2 separate regions of the Homo sapiens genome follow, and region 1 is linked to region 2. Evidence: chromatin loops called from intact Hi-C (ENCODE). Cell type or tissue: PC-9. All regions are shown on one strand. Links, peaks and the distances in the headings refer to the core of each region. The heading gives the core; the rest is flanking DNA.

Region 1 (10,673 bases), core at 1,819-9,818, 210 kb after region 2:
TATATAGAAAAATTGGTCTCTACCAGGTGATATCCAAGATAACTAACCAGAAATTCTAGAAAGAAGAAGCTATTTGTAATTCACTCCATTCTCTTCTTGAAGAATAAACAGTCACATTTTGACTGTGTGTGTGATCTACAATATTGCCTTCTTCCCTGGCCATCTGTCATAGCTCCATTCAGGAGTGTAACTATGCACTCTCTCACTTGTTTCTTGACTTTCTTATTTCTTGCCGATGAACCAGTTTTTCCATGAAATAATTTTATGAATGGTGGCCAGTGTCCTGTTTTAGGGAGTGTCTTAGATGCTATATAGCAAGAACGTCTATAGGACAAAGAGAGGAAATAGTGCACTAACACAAAAGTGAAGCATCAATTAATTTAATACTGAGTGTGTAGTTTTAAAATATTTTATGGCTCCCCAAAGTGATGTGCCCTTGCTTTTCCAACTTGTGTTGAGAAGGAAATACATAAGCATGAATGCTCATTTGCAGGTAACCCTAGCAGCAAGACCCAACAGTATGCCTAGAGATTCAAGAGGCTTTTGCAGATGTCCTCACCTGGAAGATGGGAGAGAATATTGTGCTTGTAATAACCATAGCATCATGCCCAAGAGATCCCGAGGAAGATGCCACAAGTCTTCTGTCAGTTCTAGTTCTCTGTTATGCTGAACTTTCTCTATAACCTTGGAGAAGTCATCTCAATCTCTATATACCACACCTTTCTTATCTGTGTAATCTCTTAGTTCTTTTAGCTTCAAAAGGATATGAATTGGTGAACTGAAGTTGGTTTGTCTCAACTCTCCTGAGAGCCTAACTGCCAAGGATGGCATCATGTGGGAAAAACACATCAGAGCTCCAAGCGTGCAGTTGCAGGGATGCTTTTAAAATCTACATGGGCATGGAGACTGTGAGACCCTAGACCTGTGGATGGTTTACAAGTCAAGTTGGGAAATTCTAGAACTGAGGTGTGAATAATCCATTTCTGTGTTGATTAATCGCAGACCCCAGAGGGTATAAGTGAAGAACAGAGATCTCAGGAGTTGGCTGCAATGGAAGAAACCCGGATAGTCATTCTGAACAACCTCGAGGAACTTAAGCAAAAAATCAAAGACATAAATGATCAGATGGATGAGTCTTTCAGAGAGGTAAACTTTTTACCCTCTTCCCTTTTTTCTTTCTTTCCTTCAGCTTAAAAATATTGCTACTTATTCAGGAATAGGCTTTGGAGGCCAGATACATAGACGTCAACACAAGCAAACATTTATTCAGTGGGTTCCCTGTATAGAGTGAAAATACCCTTTTTCTACATTCCTTTTTTCTTTCTTTTTTTTTCCAACCAGATGAGATAAACATATTAAGCCCTCTTTAATGTACTTTATGAATCTCCAACCAACTTTGTTTAAACTAGTACGTGCTTTCTGACCTGACCTAACAGAGGATCTATCAGCTGAGGTGCTCTGTATTTAGATTTCAAGGTCAAATCCAGCAAATGTTTTCTGAACGTGCTTTACTATGAGTTGGATATCACATTGGCACCATGATGAAATTCACACACGGATCAAAAATCGATCCAGGTTTCTAGAGGTTTGGAAACCAGGGGGAAGCAGAGAGAACACATATTGCATAACCACAATAGAAGACAGTGGCATTTTTATGTTACCCCCATGGCATGAGAAGGGGCACGTAATTCTGCCTAGGGAAGATCTGTGTGTCTGTCCTTACAGATGATACCAATAGGCCCTTAAGTGGTTAGGGGACTGCTCACCTGTTGTCTTGCGTAGAGACGCTGGAAGCCCCTCCTGCTAGCATTGCGAGGAATGCAGAGCTCACATGCTGGGCTTGGGTAACTTTCTCTTCCCATGCTCTAGGGACAAAGAAAGACGTGGCTGCTCCCATGGTGGTTTGTGCTTGATCTTGAGCTGAAGCAAATAGGCAAAATATCCTTGAGAAGTGAGCAGAAGAGGGGTTATAGTAGAAAAGTTAAGTGATAAGATAGCTAGTTTTTTTAGTGAATATATTCTAGGCTCTCTAGCTCGCTTATATGGGAATCTTGCTTTCACATGGGCTCTCTGGAGTGTTCTCAGGCACCCGATCTGGCTGCTACAGTATTACTTTTGGAAATTTGTAGCTGTTGCAAATGTATCTCTAGGGTGGTCAGTTGAGAATATCCCCAAAGGTGAAACACTTCTGAGCTTTGGTTTGTGTCCTTAGTTGGATATGGAATGTGCTCTTTTGGATGGAGAACAGAAATCTGAAACAACTGAACTTATGAAGGAGAAGGAGATTTTGGATCATCTAAACCGGAAAATAGCTGAACTGGAAAAGAACATTGTTGGTGAAAAGACCAAGGTAAAAGAAAATTATATTTCAATGCAGTTTTTATGGGCAAAGTGGTGGTCCCAGTTGATTGAATTTAAATGTTGAATGCATTACTGGGGTTTTGGATTTGTGTGTCATGTTCCTGGAGGCAGTGGCACTAGAGAAAAATCCTAAGATCATACATTGTCAGAAACCAAGAACTGCCAGGTACTGGGCAGCTGATGCTGAGAGAGCAGAGTTCATATAATTTGTGAGCCGATATTCCTGGCAGCTTTATCCTACTTGAGATGAGTGCGTTGTTTGTTTGCTTTTTTTCATTGGCCTTTCTGCTTTTCTGATTCCATTGTGTTTTTTAAGTAATTTCTTTAGTATACTGAAGTTCTTTACCACTGCTGCCCTGTAGGGATGGCTTAAGCAAATTCAAATAGGGTTGCCTCATTTCTTTTATTTCTTTTCATTTTTCTGTTTATTAAACAGATGAATGAGAACCACTCATCTCACCTGCTTTGCCTTGCTATTGTTTTCAATGCAAGTGCACTGCTTTTTGACAAATGTATTGGAGTTTCTAAAATTTTCTTCTTGGGGTAGTCCTCACACACTGCCAAGAGAAAGCTATCTGTGAAACACAGTTGACACTTATCTTGGAAAAGGTTCTGTGTATACATTTTGGATCACAACCTGAATGGTGGCTGATATCTATTAGGGAAAGTATGAAAAATCACTTGCAAATTTTAGAATTCAGGATGGTAGTTGGGTTTGTCTGTTTATGTGTTTTTTTCCTCTGGGAAATATACATTACTCTCCTCTCCCATTCTGAGTTAGTTAGAGCAGAACTAAAAATAAAATTCCAATAAAACTGAAAATAAAATTCCAATTTGAGAAAGAAAAAGCAAATAAGCTTTAACACATTCTTCCTTACTCAACATGTTCTCCACTAAGCTGAGAAAAAGAAAAAATTTTTAGTTTGAGTAAGTTCTAGTGGTAATGTGTAGAAAGAATTTCTGCTGAACGTGACTTCCTTTTTAGGCTCTTATTTGTTTAAGACCTATAAATAAGGGCATTTGATCTTGGTGCCAGAGAATGAGCTCAAAATGGTAGTCAGAAATAAAGTCAAATTAAATGCTACACATCAATTTCTTGGTTACCAGCATGTCAGAATTAAACTGCACAGGCTTTTCATATTAAATTTTATGTACGTTCATTCTGCCCCCAGACTTTTTTTTTTTTTTTTTGAAACGGAGTCTCACTCTGTCGCCCAGGCTGGAGTGCAGTGGCGCAATCTCAGCTCACTGCAAGCTCCGCCTCGCAGGTTCAGCCATTCTCCTGCCTCAGCCTCCCAAGTAGCTGGGACTACAGGCACCCGCCACCACACCCGGCTAATTTTTTGTATTTTCAGTAGAGACGGGGTTTCACCATGTTAGCCAGGATGGTCTCGATCTCCTGACCTCGTGATCCGCCCACCTCAGCCTCCCAAAGTGCTGGGATTACAGGCGTGAGCCGCCGCGCCCGGCCCAAACTTTTAAGTAGTATTTGGGTAGTGGGTGTATTTTTCCTAAAAGGCCAAAATGAAGTCAAAGAGTTGACTGTCTAAGTCTGCAGTACTGAAGGATTCAGTTAATGGCTATGCTTTTCAAAGATTCTGCAAGAAGCCTTCATTGGAGGCATCAGATGTCTTGTGTTAATATTTTATTATCAAGTAAATATTAATTAAATTAAGTAATAGTAGAGTAGTTTTATTGCTATGTATATCATATTGGAAAACTCGTGCAACATAGGAATTAGGTATCATGTTCCCTGTGAACCCTCCTGCCATCCTAATCCATGTAGTTATTTATTTTGTGTATCTCACATATGGCATGGCCTGCAAATTCTATTTGTGTATTTCTCATTAATATCAGATTCTACACAAAAGTGAAGCAAGTTGAGCCAATGTTAAATCTCACTTCCCAGGGAAAGTTATCTTATGTTTTCAAGGTGGAATTCTCAGGTGGAATTCTAGGAACACGGGCAGAAACAAGCAAGGAAGCTACCTCCATCCTTCCTAATATTGTTTTGATGGCTTGACAGAGGCTATGCACTGGAGAGGGGACTACAGGGGCTTGACGCATAGGACCAGCTCATACAGCTATGAGGGAATTAGTTGGTCTTAGAAGGTAGGATTATTCTCTGTCATTACATCATGTGAAAAATGGCAGAAACTGGCTTGGGGTGAGGAACTCCAGAAGAGGATGTGGGAAGTGGAAACAAAGACTGGTCTAGATGATGTTACTACGTATTCTTGACAACTAAACTCAAATAGAGACTCAACACAGCTTGGCAAAAACATTATTATGTTTCTCAAATAAATTTATTCCACCATTTAATGACACAGCTATTTCATACACTCTGTTCATACTCCTGGCCAACTTTCATCCCTCTGGCTCAGAGATCATCTTACCATAGAGAAATTAGAAGCATCCCATCTTCTCACAATGAAGGCGGGGTTCCCTCCTTCCATCAAAGACCACTCCCTTTGGATGTGCTCTGGGTGTCATCCTATCCCACCTTCTTGAGGTCTTCAGTCTTTCTGCACCCTCACCCCCTGGGGTCAGTTTCTCTCTCTTTACTGTCAGCATGCCAATATTATTATTTTTAAAATAAATTACTACTTTATCGATTAACGATAAGCTACTACCTTATCTCTCTTCTCTTCATCATAGCTAAACTTATTAAACAATTTTCTGGGTATACTGTGTCTCCTTTTCTTCATTTTCCAATTAAACATTCTTCCCACTCCAGTTGGCTTAGACCTCTACTCCTCCATCAGATTCTCTCCTGTTAAGACTACTAAAGACCTCAGTGGTGCCCAGCCTGCTGGGTGCTTTTCAGTCCCCTCATGATCAGACTCCCGAGCAGCATTCAGTACAGGGGACAGCTCTTTTCTTGGTGCTTCTTCACTGTCTCCCTTTTGTTTGCCTCTGTGTACCACAATCTTCTGGTTTTCCATCTATTTCTCTTACCTCTTTCTCACTCTTTATCTCTCATCTGAACTCAGTTCTCTTGTACCCTCATGTCCTTCTATAGCTATGGCTTCAAATAACTTGTATATGCTGGTGACTATCATAGGGATTTCTCTAGTTCATAACCCTTTTTGGAATTCTGACTCATATCCTGTGCCTACCTGACATCCCCACTTGGATATTTCATGGGTATTTCCAATTGAACACACCCATAACTGAACTCTTGATCTTATCTTTTCCCTTGCCTTCCACCCTCCACCCTCCATCCTCTAGTTTTTCCAACCAGGAGATTGCATCTCTATTCACCTATATGTTCAACAGAAACCTGGAAATTGATCTTGACACGTCTTTCCTTATCATCCCTACATTCAGTTGATTACCAGCTTGTTTCTTGATTGCTTCAACATCTCTGCATCTCCACTAACAGCATTCTCTTCTCTATTATGAAAATCTCTTATTTAGTCTACTTCCACTTGCTTTCCTTCAATCCATTCTCTTCACAGCAGCCAATGTGATTAAAAAGAAGAAATTAGACCATATTACTGTGGTTTGCATCACACTGTACTTGACTATGCATCCAAATTCCGTAGTGTGATCTGTCACCAGCCTTTCTGTCACCACCCTCCCATTCTTCACAGCACTCTCAGAGTCACCTTCCTTTCTATCTTTCTGTTTGTTAAAAGATTCATCCTCCCCCAACCCCAGTCCTTTGCAGATACTGTTTTCCCCTACCTGGAATTCCCTTCCTCATATTCCATGCCTCATTGGTTCTGTCTTTCAGGGCTCAAGATCAGTGTTAGTTTTTCAGAAAAGCCCTCCTAGACCTTTCCAGTTCGGGTTAGATTTTCCCTGTTGTTCTTTTTACAGATAAACATTTTATAATTTATGTTTGTTTTGAGCCTACTAGACATTTATATCCCACTCTAGCCTGTGAAATAGAGGAGGGCACTAGGGCACTGTGATCCACTGTTTATCCAGCCCGTAGCATGTGCCAGGCAGGATACTGCCCAGTGTGCTTACGAATATTGTTGTTGGATTTTCCTGCTAATGGCTGGTCCAGGCTGGGCCTTAGCAAAACACTGAGCCAAACACCTGCCAAAGAGTGCAGCCAAGTTTCAGGACAGCTGGGCTGGGCTGCCCGTGTGCATATGCCAGGAGGCCTGTAGTCACACGGCCCATCATGCCAAAGCGTAAGACAGAAGGAGGAAGTGGCCTTTCCCCTTAGGGATCGTGTTTCCTTTTCCATACACCTGTTGCTGTGGTCAGATATAAACCATGGAATGAGAAAAGCAAAACCTGAAAAGATATCTCTGTTGGGCAAGCTCCGATTCAGATGTTAATAGTACATCCTGTAAGCCTGGCTCTAGAATTTTGGAGACAAGGCCGGAGCCATAGGAAAAAGGTTTAATAATACCTCAGAATGCCTCCCCATTCAAATCTTTTGTTTTTTATTTTTTTGGGACAGAGTCTCTCTCTGTTGCCCAGGCTGGAGTGCAGTGGCTTAACATTGGCTCAGTGCAACCTCCTCTTCCCAGGTTCAAGTGATTCTCCTGCCTCAGCCTCCCGAGTAGTTGGGATTACAGACTCCCACCATGACACTCAGCTAATTTTTACATTTTTAATAGAGACGGAGTTTCGTCATGTTGTCCAGGCTGGTCTCGAATGCCTGACCTCAGGTGATCTGCCTGCCTTGGCCTCCCAAAGTGCTGGGATTACAGGTGTGAGCCACCAAGCCCAGACATCAGCATTCAAATCTTGATATGAAATTACTGATGTTATTTTTTTGGCTCTGAAGATTGGTCTTTAGTGTTACTTCTTTTAGCTGATTTAGGAATGCATTTTATTTTGCACATTCGTTACCCTATAAAATATAAACCATAGGCATACTTCTATAGAAAACATAAAATATAGTCAGTTTGTTCTACTGTGTATTTATTGAACATTTTTGCAGCAGTTTCCTGCACTGGCCTTTTATTACCCTTAGGGGTACCACTGTTACGAACATCAATAACCCTGTTTCCATCTGACCTTGAGATACATGCCACCTGCCGGTTGTGTTCTCGGATAGTAGCCACATCACAGATGGAGCCACTATGAACATTGATAAAGCTTAAACAAGGATCTAACTCAGACATAAATCTGGAGGGTATATTTACTTGGTGAAGCAGTAAGCAAAGAGACCATCACATTTTCTTATAGCAAGTGAAAGAAGATTGGGACCTCTGGTCTAGCAAACTGTTTTCATTTAATGGGCCTGGTGACAGAGTAGGGAAACCGCTAGCACCATGAAGCCCAGCTTGGGCAAAGGCCTGACTGTGGAACTGGCTTCCTTCCCTTCTACTCCCCATCCCCATTCCAAGGCAGAGCCTGATCTCAGGCAATGGCTAAGAAGATACGGATGTGTGCATCTGTTTGCGTAGGTTTTCTGTCTCTATTTCTAGCTGTGTTAAAAATTTGAAACTAAAAATATTTTTCAATTTCTTCTATTTATGGATTATCTGTTTTATCTGTGCTTCTTTTTAGCGCACAAAAATCAAGTCAGTTGTACCAAAATTAAATAAAATGGTTAAGAAAAGCTTCTGATTCAGTAGACGTGCTGAGGGGTCTTCCCATGACCCAGATGATAAACATATATCTCAAACTATCCTTTTGTTTAAGGACAAATATTGTGTGTCTTCACACAGATGCATTGTTATATTTTGTAGCCATCCTAGCCTGCACTCTTAAACACATGAAACACACTTAAAGTTTTGAACTGAAGCTTAAATCATTCTGTGCCATACAACATGTACCTGAATGAAATCTTAAATTCTTTGACTTCCTAATGTTTCTACAGTAAGCATATATCATTGCATGTTAAATGGTTAAATCTTTTTTCCCACGATTTTCTGGCCAAAGTACCTGTTACTTCCTCCCCATCCTTCCTTTGGAGCCAGAGAAAGACAGTGAGCCTAGCCCAGAATTCTTCAGCAAAGTGTTAATACCTCTTGAGTGCAGAACAGGTGCCAAGTCACAGTCAGTGTGCAGCAGGGACCCAGCCCTTCCCGTGCCTCTTTCTTACATTTCAAAGTTGGCTCCCTGGTCAGAGGAAGTGGAACTGTATAATGGGATTTGGGGATTAAATCAATAGGATTCCAGCTTGAGGCTATTTTTTTTCTCGTAGTTGTTTGATTACATAAGTCCTGAGTTTCTGACTTTCTAGTTTTTTTTTTTTCTATGCTAAACATTCATCAATTGTGTAATTAAAATGTCAAAGCCAAAGGAAAAAAATCTAAGAAAGAAAGAATTATAGGATGTTCCTCTTCAGAGGCAGAGAATGGTTGGTTACTCAACAATCATTATTTGTTGACACAGGTCTATAATCTTTCCTCTGCAGTTCCAAAATCTGAAAAGTTTCATGGGGAAAAAAAGTAATTTTGTAAGGTTGAATATTCATAAATGTAGCTACAGAAATAGTAACATGTTTGATTAGAGGGTACTGCTCCAAATCTCACTGGAAATGTCATATAATATACGCTATATAATCTGTGTTACCTCTATGAAATTTCAGAATATTCCAATATCCAAAATACTTCCTGACTTATATAGTATCATGGACGTATGCATATGTCCAGACTCATCAAAAGGAATGCTTAAACATGGGCCATGTTTTTGCCTATGAATTCTACTTCAATAAAGCTGTTAAAAGAAAAACGAATTTCACATAAATGATTATGGGCCTAAAATAGTTGCCTAATCTATGAACCTATAAGGATGCCTGCCTCCCAAACAAAGCCACAGGGTTTAGGAACAGGAAGGAAAGGGATTTTTAGGATACATAGATAGGACTTTGAATGGACCTCCCTTAAAAATGACTGGCCAGGCGTGGAGACTCACACCTGTAATCCCAGCACTTTGAGAGGCTGAGGCAAGAGGATCACTTGAGCTCAGGAGTTCAAGACCAGTGTAGGTAACACAGTGAGACCTCATCTCTGTCAAATAAATAAATAAATAAACAAATAAATAAATGAAGGCTTAGAGACTATAAATTTTGACATATCACTGCGTCAATTCCAAACCTGACCGCATATCTAATGAAATGTGGCCCGCGTGCCTAGAGTGCTGGGTTCTGTGCTAAACAGTTTGGAAATTACAAAAGTGGATTTTAATTTTTAGGAAAATCTTTATCATGCTAACAGGGTTGTCAGAACTAGCAAACAGAAATACAAGAACCTCAGGTACATTTGCATTTCCGACAAACAGAATCATTTTGTATTGTAATTATGTCCCGTGCAATAATTGGGACATACTTAACATTAAAGTCATTTGTTGTTCATCTGAAATTCAGTGTAGCTGAATGTCTTCTGTTTTATCTGGCAGCCCTACAGGTTAATAAATTTGTAACCTTGAACCATCTGTTTATCAAGTATTGCACACTTAAATATGATAAAATGATTTTTTAATTGGTATCCTAGAATATTCTGTGTAGTATTGAAACTCCAGAGAGTTAGCAAATTAAATTTGCTTATTCCTTCAGTAATACAACTTAGAAGAGAGACAATTTATGTTATTGTCTTTTAACCATCTAGCAGAATAAGTAGTCTTTTGACAAGCCTTGCGTTTTTAAGATCATTCAAGATTATTGGCAACTCGTGTGCAAGTTCAAATTCTTTAGTGTAAACTTTTAACAATCCTGATCATTTTTATGGTTAGACGATAAATATTTCACCTCTGAATTTGAAATGTATCATCCCTGTCTGTACGAATATTGCATACTGCAATCTGTCACAGTTTTTGTTTGGTTTACTTGAGACATTTAATTTAAATGTAAAAAATTTACAATTGGGATATTATTTGTAAGAGAGGACTTTTATACTGTGAAGTAAAGGCATTAGGACCAAATATTTTAAGAATAGTTTTTGGTGGATCCTGTATTAATGTTCTATATATTCATTAGAAAAATCAAATTGTAGTTAATTGCTTTTGCCTCTCTCATAACCCTGGGTGGCTAAGTCAATGGGTCTCAACCTGGCTGCATATCAGAAAACCTGGAGAGATTTTAAAATGCTTGTTACTAAGCCTTCTATCCCTGGATTTGTAACCAAATTGGGGCCTGGGAAATAGTATATTTAAAAGCTCTTCCACATTGTTCTAATGGGTTAACTGGACTGTGCTACATGAGGACAGGATCAATTGCTCTCTTTTCTTTCCTCTCCTCTAGTTTTCTTTCAATTGTTATTGAGCAAATGAACAAACAACTCACTATGGAAGCAAATATAGGCCCAATTTTATAAACTGATTTCTACCTTAATTTACCCATGGGTAATTTATCTTTGTCTATATATGAATGTGGAACTCTAGAAACGTCAGTTTTA
Region 2 (10,558 bases), core at 2,559-10,558:
GATCCCTGTACAGTGGGAGTTGGTTTGCAAGGCCGGCCTCCCCCTGTAAACAGAAATTCTCCCTGTAACCTTTAGGGTCAGATTGCTCAAGAAGGCTCTTGAAGAAAGGCATAAAGACCCTTTTGGATAATTTGTACTTAATGCACTTTTTCCAAGGCAGAGTAAAGAATGGCACAGTCCTCTCGTTCCCTGAAATGTGGCCCACGGGCAGGCCCAAGATGTGTCTGACAGGTCCTGTCACAGGGCTGCACCGCCTCCCACCTCTCCCACGGTCCACTGCACAGGACGGCTTTCCTCACAGCCCCCAGGCTTACCACCTGGCCAATTACACCTCTACAAGGAAATCCTCCCCTTCCCCCAGGCAATCTGCTTATCATGAGCCTGTGATTAACCTCATTAACACACCGGTTTACCACAGACGTCATTAGCAGTCAGTCAGACATTACTCAAAACCATTAGAAACAACAAGAACAGCCGTTACCCAGTTCAGTGCAACCAGCCTGGTGCTCCCCAGCTCTGGGCCTTGGGGAGCAGTTAGTCAGGCACCTTAGTCACGAGCTAAATGCACACCGGAAATGAGGCTGACATCCAGAGCTCTTGTTCTTGGGTGCCCGGGAGGATTACCCTCTGTGGCCAACTATCCGGGGATGGCAGTCCAGGCCTCGTGAGCATGTGCAGGGCATTCCTCCAGGAAAAGATTACTAGTGCCTGGGACAGGGAAAAATATATTCCTTTAGAAACCTTCACAGCAGAGCTCTGAATTGGGACGATCAAAATAGCAGTTTCCTATCCCACAGCTGCCTCCCAGAAACTAATTAATGCTGTGGATGTAGCTTGCTAATTATTTTCAACATCACCACCATCCTGAGCGGTCCCTGTGGAGGCCAGTTGCCTCTGCAAAGTCTCCCCTGACTCAAGTGGCACACTCCCCACTCTCCTGGGAAGGGCAGTTCCAGGCAGAGCCAGCACACACGATTGAAAGTCTATTTACCCACAAATTAGTTCAGTGTTTTTATTTCAACTCCAAAAGCTGTCAGTTTTGTAATTACAGGAGACATAACTTCTAGACAGCGCTTGCTGCTCAGCCTAAGAGTTCTCAGCCTGAGGTCCAAAGCTTCCCCAGAGGGATATGAGGGTAGAATTTAAGAAGTCTTTAAATTTGGATGGGAAAAAAAATACATATTCATTTTTACTAAAATTGAACTGAAAATTAGTATACCCATAGATTATGAGGGCAGGCGGTGACCCACAACAATCTTAGCCCTGCCTGATTTTTATCTCCCTAGATGCGTCCATCTCACATTTTGGTTATCGCAGATATCTGAGATACCACTTATGCTTATCCCTAACTCACAGTTATGGGACTTATTAGACTTACAACAAAATATTTTTATTGAATGCATTTATCATGCAGCACATACATTAATTTATTACAAACTTATTTAATATATTGATTGCTATATTTCCATATCATAGATTTTCTTTGTAATCCTGTATATTGTATGCATTCATTTAACATGTAATTCTGAGAAGGGGGTCCATGATTTTAATATACTTCCAAAGGTATTTATGCCAACAAAATTAAGAATTTTTGAGTCAGACATATGGCAAGTGCTCTGTAAATCTTTGCTGATTTCCTAAAAATATATATTAATATAAACAGTTCTTGACTTTCCACATATGATTATATTTTCTTGCCTTTTTCCTAGCAGTCCGTATAAAACGGAGGAGTTAACATTCAGCATTTTTATGGATTGCTCTCCTTTTTGTGTTTTGAATATTTCAGGTTCTTATTTTCTACCACTGTCCCTTCTACAAGCAGTACCCCTTCCTGTGGCCAGGAAAGAAGATTCCAGCGCCCTGGGCAAACACCACAAGTGTGCGCAAACTAATCCTCTTCTTGGAGACCACTCTGAGTGAGCGGGCCTCACGGGGCTCCTTCCATGTCTCCCAAGCGATCCTCACCCCCAGAGTGAAGACCATTGCCCGGGGCTTGGTTGGGGGCCTCAAGAACACGCTGGTTCATAGGTAAGAATTTGCTTCCACCCCACAAGGAAAGCTTTTTAAAAAATATTTATCTTGATTCTATTCTGAGTAAATCGCAGTAAAGCCATGTAGTCTGAGGAGTTAGAAAAACAACAAAACAAGCAAAAAACTTTGTATTCGAGAAAACCATGCAGTTGAGGTGGATTGTATTAACAAAGGCTCTCTAAACACTTTGTTCATAAGTACACATCATACCATAAATACTGTACTCTCTAAATTTTGCTATAAGGCAAAGCACATTGAGCCAACACCATGTCTGTTCACTCCTGGTACCTGGCCACATGGGGTCCTGCCTGTGCCTCGCAGCTGACCCAGGCACTCATTTAAGAAGCATTCAATATAGGCTGCTGTCCTAGGTGCTAAGGATTCAGAGCTGGCCCTTCAAGAATTTGTTCTCCTTTCCATGGTGACCATGAGTCACTGAAGAAGCAGCTTAGGATGCCACCCACCATGCCCATGCTGTAGCTTCAAATACTTCCTCAGGGCAGAATTGAGCCTGGTTGTACAATTAGATAGCAGAAGCTTCAGTAATTTTGTATCAGATGGTGTTCCTTATCCCGGACACCAATGAATGATAGATGTTCTCAAGAAAAAGGATGGTTTATTTGTATGCGTGTTTGTGTGTGTGCGCGCACATATATGTGAGTGTGTGTATGTATGTGTCTATGTACCTGTACATGTGTATGTGTATATGTATATGTATAAAAGGAATGTTATAAATACATTTGGATAACAGGGAATCCCTTGCAATCCAAGCTAAGGAAGCTAATACGTTTGGGTAGCAAAAGATATTTACAAGAATCAGTTTGGTCCCTGAGTTTCAGGTTGACGAGCAGAGTTCAGATAATGAAAGATTCATCCAAAAACATGTTTCTATTTATTTGGTCCTGAGTTTAGGTAACATGAGTTCAGATAACAGGAGTTCACCTAGCAGGAGTTTAGACAGCAGGACTAGATTTTTCTTTCTTGGTGAGAGCTCCTGATTATGTCAACCATGGACAAAACCAGAAAGTGTTTTCTGTGTGGCTCTACTAAGTCTTGACTGAATTCATTATGCTGAACTTGGAAAAGTGAATTTTATAAACCAGCACTATATCTCTTTGAAAGATCCCGAATTAGAAGCTTTATTGTTTTAATAATATGTTTGTGTATCCACACTGTTTTCCTCATGCCTCTGGTATATTTGTAGATCAACATTATTTATATATTCATTCAACAAACATTGAGCACCTAGGAAGAGCTAGGTACAAAGATTCAAGGTGAATATTATACTGTCTGCTGTCAAGGAACTCACAGTCTAGCAGCAGAAACTGGCATGAAAATTTCTATAAAGCAATGTGAAATACCACTGTGAAGAAGTCTGTGCAGACAGCCATACTAATAATGGAGAGGGAGTATTTAAAAAACTAAGGATAAGTTATATCTGTATACCATATTCTGAATATCAAATGGCTTTTTGCAGATGATTTCATTTGATTCTTAAATCAAGTCAGCCTCTAGGATGGCACATTGTCTACAGCATATTATCATCCCCTCTTTAGATGGGATTCAGGGAGCTTAAGTGACCCCAATCCATACAGCTAGTAAAAGTCAAGAATACCTCTCAGACTCTGGCCTTCTGATCGTTAGACCACTGCCCTTTTCAGCGTTGGACACTGACTTGGATACTGCATATTTTTGTGCTTATTCTTTTCTGTTCCACAGGCCTGCAGTTGTCTTATTAGTACCTGAATCTGGTAATATCTCACAGGTTATAACTAGTAACCCACAATGTCACAAAGCTTTTCATATCTGTACATTCCTAAAACTTTAATCTGGCTGCAAGTGAAACATTGGCTCTTTCCTTTATGATGAGAGATAATGATGTTGGCATGCGCCCAAAGCCAAGGGATCCTACTATGCCAGAGCCCTTGCACTACTGCTAGCAGCAAGCCAATGTCCCCAAGCTTGGAAAGATACTTTCTTTGGCATCTCGCCCCCCTGCCGGCCATAAGAATATTGCAAGTATGCATGCATTCCTAGTCCTGCACATCAACTGAAGGAGGAAAATATAGCTCTGGTTGAGTTTGTTCCAAAAGGCCAGTGCAGAGTGTGGCTGTCATTTCCTCTGGGCTGTTGAACAAACATAGGACCTTCCCCTGTGTGCCAACACCCAGAGGGTCTGTCCTAACAACTGGTCGCTGGCACTGGTGGTCAGCTCAAACCAAGAAAAAAAAGACAGGGTATATTTTCTTACAAATGTAGAGGTGGTTTCTCGGCAGGGATTTAACCCCCTAACTCTTCGATAAACTTTGGAGCTAAGATCTTGTTCATTTTGGTTCAACACCGTAGAAGGAAGCCACAAGAAATATAGCCATTTGACTCAATTTCCATGGTGGTTTCTCCCAGACTTATAGAAACCTGAAATTCAGGTTCATGGCACTCTCACTGAAATCATATGAAAATGCTTTGCCTAAGCTTGAGGACAGAGCATCCATGAACTCTATAAGGGAACATGGACTGAAATCAGAAGGCCTGAGAGTGCAGCCTGACATGCTCCCTGTTCCAGGGTGCATTGTGTTGTGCCCCGTCCCATCCCCGCCATCCCCAAGCTCACATATTGAAGTCCCAACTCTCAGTTACCTCAGAATGTGGGTACATTTGCAGATACGGCCTTTAAAGAGGTAATTAAGTCAAAACGAGGATATTAGGGTGGGCCCTAATCCAGTCTAGCTGGTATCCTTAAAAGAAAAGGAAATTTAGACACACAAAGAGACACCACAGATATGTGTTCACAGAGGAAAGGCCATGTGAGAATGCAATAAGAAGGCGGCTGTCTGCAAGCCAAGGACAGAGGCCTCAGGAGACATGAAATCTGATGACACTTTGATCTTGGATGTCCAACTTCTAAAACAAGAGAAAATACATTTCTGTCATTTAAGCCAACCAGTATGTGGTGTTTTGCTATGGTAGCCCTAGCAAATCAATGCAGTCCCTGAGCAACAGGGTGGCCGTGGACAAGTTTTCTGAGGTCTCTGAGCTGTGGTTTTCTCACCAGTTAAACAGGATTAATAAACCTCATCAGATTGTAGCCTTAACATGAAAATGCCAGCCACAGTGGCTGGCAGAAAATAGACATGCCATCCCTATTTGTAAAGACACCCAGAAACACTATGGACCACCCTTGTTCCCAGCTGGGCCCCAAGGTCAAAGGGAAGTTTTTAACCTCCTGCTCTGCCATCCATGGGAACTGTTGCCTCACGGGCCTGTCAGCACTGTCAGGTTCAGCCTTTTGCACAGATCCCTTGTCCTGGTAAATACCAAGAGCTGAGAAAATAAAGTAGCTCCTCTTCACTGTGGGTTCTGCATTTCCCCTTCTTCGTACTTAATCCTAATTATTTGATCCTTGCCTTGGAGAAGGTTGACACATGCTACCCGAAGCTGACACAGAACTCTTTGTCACTGGAAACCACAGGTACATACCTTTCACTGCATTTCTCTGCTCAGGCTCCAGGGATCCTCCAAGGTGAGGAGGCTCTGGCTGCAGTGACTGGAGTTACAAGCCTTTAAGGCTCATTTCCCTGTAATGACCAGCAGAGGGCGCCTGCACCTCATACTTCAACACTGACTCAGGCTTTTAAAATGAAGTCTTGAATCTATCAGGTTCAGTACTACTGTGTCCTTGGTGTGGTTCCTTGTGTATCCTTGGTCTATCTTTAAGGAAGTCTGTATTTGCAGCTTCTCACTTCCAAACCACAACATGTTGTCACGTAAGCAGGAGGATGTGACCTCTTTAAGGTGTAGTTTCTTACTCCCAGCCACCAAATATTTCTACCTCACACTCTTCCAGTTATGATTCCTTACCTTTTTTTTTTTACCACACTTATCATATCACAGAAACTCTTCTAAACACTTTACATGTATTATTTTGTTTAATTCCCCAAAAATCTGTATGAAGCATTATTATTATCACTCTTCAGGAGTCCCCGTTCAAAATGGAAGTACCCCTGGGAGGGTGATCTTTTAAGTCATAATCAGCTATTAATATAAAAATATAGGCCAGGCGCAGTGGCTCACGCCTGTAATCCCAGTACTTTGGGAGGCCGAGGTGGGCGGATCACCAGGTCAGGAGATCGAGACCATCCTGGCTAACACGGTGAAACCCCGTCTCTACTGAAAATACAAAGAAATTAGCTGGGCGTGGTGGCGGGCGCCTGTAGTCCCAGCTACTCGGGAGGCTGAGGCAGGAGAATGGCGTGAACCCGGGAGACGGAGCTTGCAGTGAGCCAAGATCGCGCCTCTGCACTCCAGCCTGGGGGACAGAGGAAGACTCCGTCTCAAAAAAAAAATAAGATGATGGATAGATGATAGATAGATAGATAGATAGATAGATAGATAGATAGATAGATTGATTGATTTATGATATGTGTTTTAGCCCGTGGCTGATTGTAGAGTCCACTGAGAGAGGGAGGAGACCCAGGACTGATTATAGTTATGGTAAGAGAAAAAGAAAGAGGAGAAGGACAAAATGCTACCAAGGCCTGAACAGGGTTGTCTGGAAAACTGAGAAGTCAAGATATGTGCTGAAAGAAGGGCAGGCAGCATCAAGGGAGAGTTTCTTCTGTCTTCTTTAAAGCATTCTCAGCCTACTGAGTATGTATTGAGCTGTTTTTACTATGATGTAAACTGTGAGTACACTTTATTGCTTTCTTCTCTATGCTGCCTGTGGTAGTTTACACTTACTATTAATGCAGAAATTATCACATTGAATTTTCATTATTCCTTTATGTCACTAAATAACTGGCTGTCACCTAGGAAGCCTTTGATTAATAAAATGAGACTGAAAGACCGTTAGTGAGACAACTGATTAAGTATTGGTCTATTAAGAAGCCACACTTAGTGATCGAATAACTGTATATCCATATGAAAAAAGTAAGCCTTGACCTCCTACTTTATACCATAAACAAAAATCAATTTGAGATGGTTCTTAGAGCTAAACCTAAAAGCTAAAAACCATAAAGCTTTTAGAATAAAACATAGGATATGTTTGTAAATTTGGAGTGGACTGAAGTGGTTCTTAGATCACAGAAGCCATAAAAGAAAAAAAATGGACAAATTAGAATCTGTAAAAATTAAGGAATTCGGCTCATGAAAATATGTCACTGAGAAAACTGACAGACAAGCTATAGGCTAGGAGAAAATATTCACAAAATATATCTGACAGAAGACCAGTATCTAGGCTATATAAATAACTTCTACAACTCAACAATTTTTTTAAAAGAAAATGAAAAAATGAGTAAAAGAATTGAACAGATAACAGTTTTACTCATAATATCCAAAAAACTGGCAATAGCCCAAGTGTCCATCCTGCCAGTGTAGGAAACTGGATACACAAACTGCAGTATATACATACAATGGAATTCTCTTCATTGATTTTGAAAGGCAACGAACTACTGATACATGCAGCAACGTGGATGAATTTCAGAACAATTATGCCAAGTGAAAGAAAACTCACGTGAAATAATACATTTTTCATGGCTTATATGAAGTTTTAAAACAGGCAAATCTAATCTACAGTGGAAAAAAAAATCAGTATAGCTGTTGCCTCTGGGAGAATGGGGCAGGTGTTGATGAGGAAGGGGCTTGCAGGAACTTTCTGGAGTACCAGTTATGTTCTAGACCTTGATATGAGTTTGAATTATGTGTACGTATTTGTCAAAACTCGGCAAGTGTACCATTAAGATTTGTGAATTTTATTGAGCGTAAACTTTATGTTAAAAGAAGAACAAATTAAAAACAGATATTGAACTCCAGTTAATCATATGCATGCTGAAGTACTTAGGGAATGTGTATAGATGCTTGCAGTTGGAATATGTCAAAAATACAAGATGGATTGATGGAAGGATAGTGACAGATTGATGGATAGATATGTGGTAAGCAAGTATAGTTAATGGTGGGATCTAGGTGGTGGATATATTTGCTGCAAAATTCTTTCAACATTGCCATATGTTTGAATATTTTCATGATTTAAAAAAATTAAAGAACCCATTAAAGCTGAGGCTCTTGGTCTTAGTTTTTCTTTTTCTTTTTTCTTTTTTTTCAGACAGAGTCTCACTCTGTCACCCAAACTGGAGTGCAGCTCTTGGCTCACCGCAGCCTCAACCTTCCAGGCTCAGGTGATTACCCCTCCTCACAGACAGGGTTTCACCATGTTTCCCAGGCTGATCTCAAACTCCTGGATTCAAGTGATCCACCCACCTCAGCCCCCCAAAGTGCCGGGATTACAGGCATGAGCCACCGCACTGGGCCTGATCTTAGTTTTTCAAGTTCCTGTTGACATGGTATCTCTTTGATGCTGGAAGCAAATAATCTCCTCTTCCAGCAGAGAAACCCTGGAAAGTGTAATTTTCTAATGGAATAGAGACTACTTCATCCCTGAAGGAGATATAAAGCTTAAATGGAAATACCTCTGAAAGCTTGTGCTCTTATTAACATATTTTTGTAATATTAAGGGAAATGTTTTATGTCCATGTCTGGAGAAGACCCTCTAAGCTGTACTGTATCCACTCTCTTCCTCCAACACTTTCCTCTGTATAGGAATCTTCCTGCCATCCTGGACTGGGTGAAAACTCAGAAGCCTGGAGCCATGGGTGTCAACATCATCACATCTGACTTCGTGGACCTGGTGGACTTTGCTGCGACTGTCATCAAGTTGAATGACCTCCTACAGGAGGACACAGCTCTGGCTAAATGCTGATTTAATTTTTAATTTAACCTTAATGTTGAATTTGTTGATCCAGGGTAGAGTTCTAAAGGATGTCCTGTTAGGATGGCCCCTGGGGCAGTGATGATGAAGTAAGAGGAAGATGGCTTTTTTTTCTCCCTTCCTCACAGGGCCATTTAGATAAAATTACAGGGCTATTAATTGCATTTTTCCCAAATGAGACTTTTTTTAAAACTTAAGTCCAAGGGAAGAAAGCACGCTTCATGTGACCAAGGTCAGGACCTCCCCAGTGGCTTATGGTGGTGAATGGAATTTGGAAATAGGATCTCTAGGACCCATTGGGGTATTGAGTGTCCCCCTAATTGGCCCAGCTCCCTATTGTCGTCTGGGGTGTTGTGTTTGAGCCGGTGAAAAAGTTGAACCAGAAACACATTCCTGGTGAAAAAGACTGGCTCATTGCAGCTGTGGACCACCATCTGGGGTGGATCTAACATCAACCAGGGGCTCTGAGGGGGAAAAGAGCCAAGCACCAGGTCTCTCTAGGATTGTTGGATGTCACCACTTTTCTGAGAGAGTAGGACTCATTTATCACTAAGATGTTTCAAACACAAGCTGTTCTTTCATAGCGTATACTGGTAACTGGTCACCTCATTCTTCAGATAAACAGTGCATACTACCCTTAGTATCAGAAACATGCTTCCCAGTTTTAAAACTTGGATTCCTTTCTATTTCTTTTGGCCCCTTCTTAAAAGTGAAAAGAACAATGATGGGAGATCTTTTTAGCGTGGGGCCCAACAAGAGATAGATATGCATGTTTGCTGCATGCCAGATATCTTTTATTTAATTCTACAGCTTTTTCCAGAATGGCTGCCAGGTAGAGCACCTGCATCATTTTGGCAAAGTCCTCTTTGGAGTGGGGTCTTCAAGCCTGATCTTGGAATTGCGTTTTATTATTGTCTGCCTAGGACTCAGGTCTGCACTGTGGGACACAACGCTAAGTGGAAGGCCCCTTATCCATGGCACCATGGAAGCAGGCGCAGGATGCATGGGAAACTGCAATGGCATTAAAGGAGGAAGCTCCAAGTGGATTTGGAGCCATTCTATAACTCCTTGAAAACAAGACTACCTCGGGGATATTTAGGATGACTCGTGTGTCACCAAGTGAGAAATACCTAGTGTTGGAACATTTCCAGTCCTTCTCTTGATGGTTCTACTTTCTGCAGGTTGTTTTGAGCCTACCAATCACTACTGCATGAGGACTTTGAAACTCGAGAGGGAATTTTTTTTTTATCGATAAGAGGTGCTTATCTATAAGGAGCCCTCTTGTGTTTTGATTTATTTATTTATTTATTTATTTATTTATTTATAGATTAAATATCTGCCGTGCTTCTTACATCAAGAGCACTCACACAGGAGCTTACTGAACTTTTCTTACCCAGGATAGATGCTGCTATGGTCTTTCTGTCCTGAACAGGACCACGCATCTCAGGGCTGTGAGTGATTCCTGACTCTGCTGTTCATGTCCTGGCTCCCCCAGTCCTCCTGGGGACAGTATACATGTGTGGATGTGGTCTAGATCTGAGAAGTCACTACCAAGCCATGCCCATGAACGAAGATAAAATGGGTCGTGAAGAACTATTAGTTCATAAGTAGACCCTCCAGAAGAGTGTTGAAAAGAAAGGCTCTAGAAAGAAAACTAGGCATGGAAATGTGTGCACTTTGTTGCTCCTCAGCACCATCTGAGAATCCCTAAGGAAGTGGCAGCTTCTGGATTCTTAAGAAGGAAATATAAACATGGAGTCCCGAATG

The links. Hi-C counts contacts between places; a loop is a spot of excess contacts. Peaks named below come from ENCODE experiments on the same cell type or tissue, not always from the same donor. Only the 100,000 strongest peaks of a DNase experiment are listed, where the experiment ranks them.
Region 1: a loop joins it to region 2, with 6 times the contacts of the local background. A loop is called at or near these places in 3 of 110 quality-filtered maps.

What each region holds. Positions count from the first base shown.
Region 1 is chr3:111,918,070-111,928,742 of GRCh38, forward strand. It overlaps PHLDB2 (pleckstrin homology like domain family B member 2), which reads left to right. Exons shown (of 18, transcript NM_001134438.2): 4 at 1,003-1,146; 5 at 2,213-2,350. Among named protein-coding and RNA genes, the nearest start is that of ABHD10, 56 kb to the right of the region's middle. RefSeq lists enhancers at 797-1,996, 1,510-2,070. In PC-9, for the core only: CTCF peaks have their summits at 2,475 and 2,755; DNase peaks (open chromatin) are centred at 5,482, 5,892 and 8,452; H3K4me3 peaks cover 737 bases; H3K27ac peaks cover 7,041 bases.
Region 2 is chr3:111,712,101-111,722,658 of GRCh38, forward strand. It overlaps PLCXD2 (phosphatidylinositol specific phospholipase C X domain containing 2), which reads left to right. Exons shown (of 4, transcript NM_001413064.1): 3 at 1,787-2,028; 4 at 8,623-10,558. The coding sequence ends at 8,782. Among named protein-coding and RNA genes, the nearest start is that of PLCXD2-AS1, 40 kb to the left of the region's middle. In PC-9, for the core only: CTCF peaks have their summits at 4,019, 4,222, 5,628 (motif pointing right) and 5,827; DNase peaks (open chromatin) are centred at 4,021 and 5,621; H3K27ac peaks cover 2,232 bases.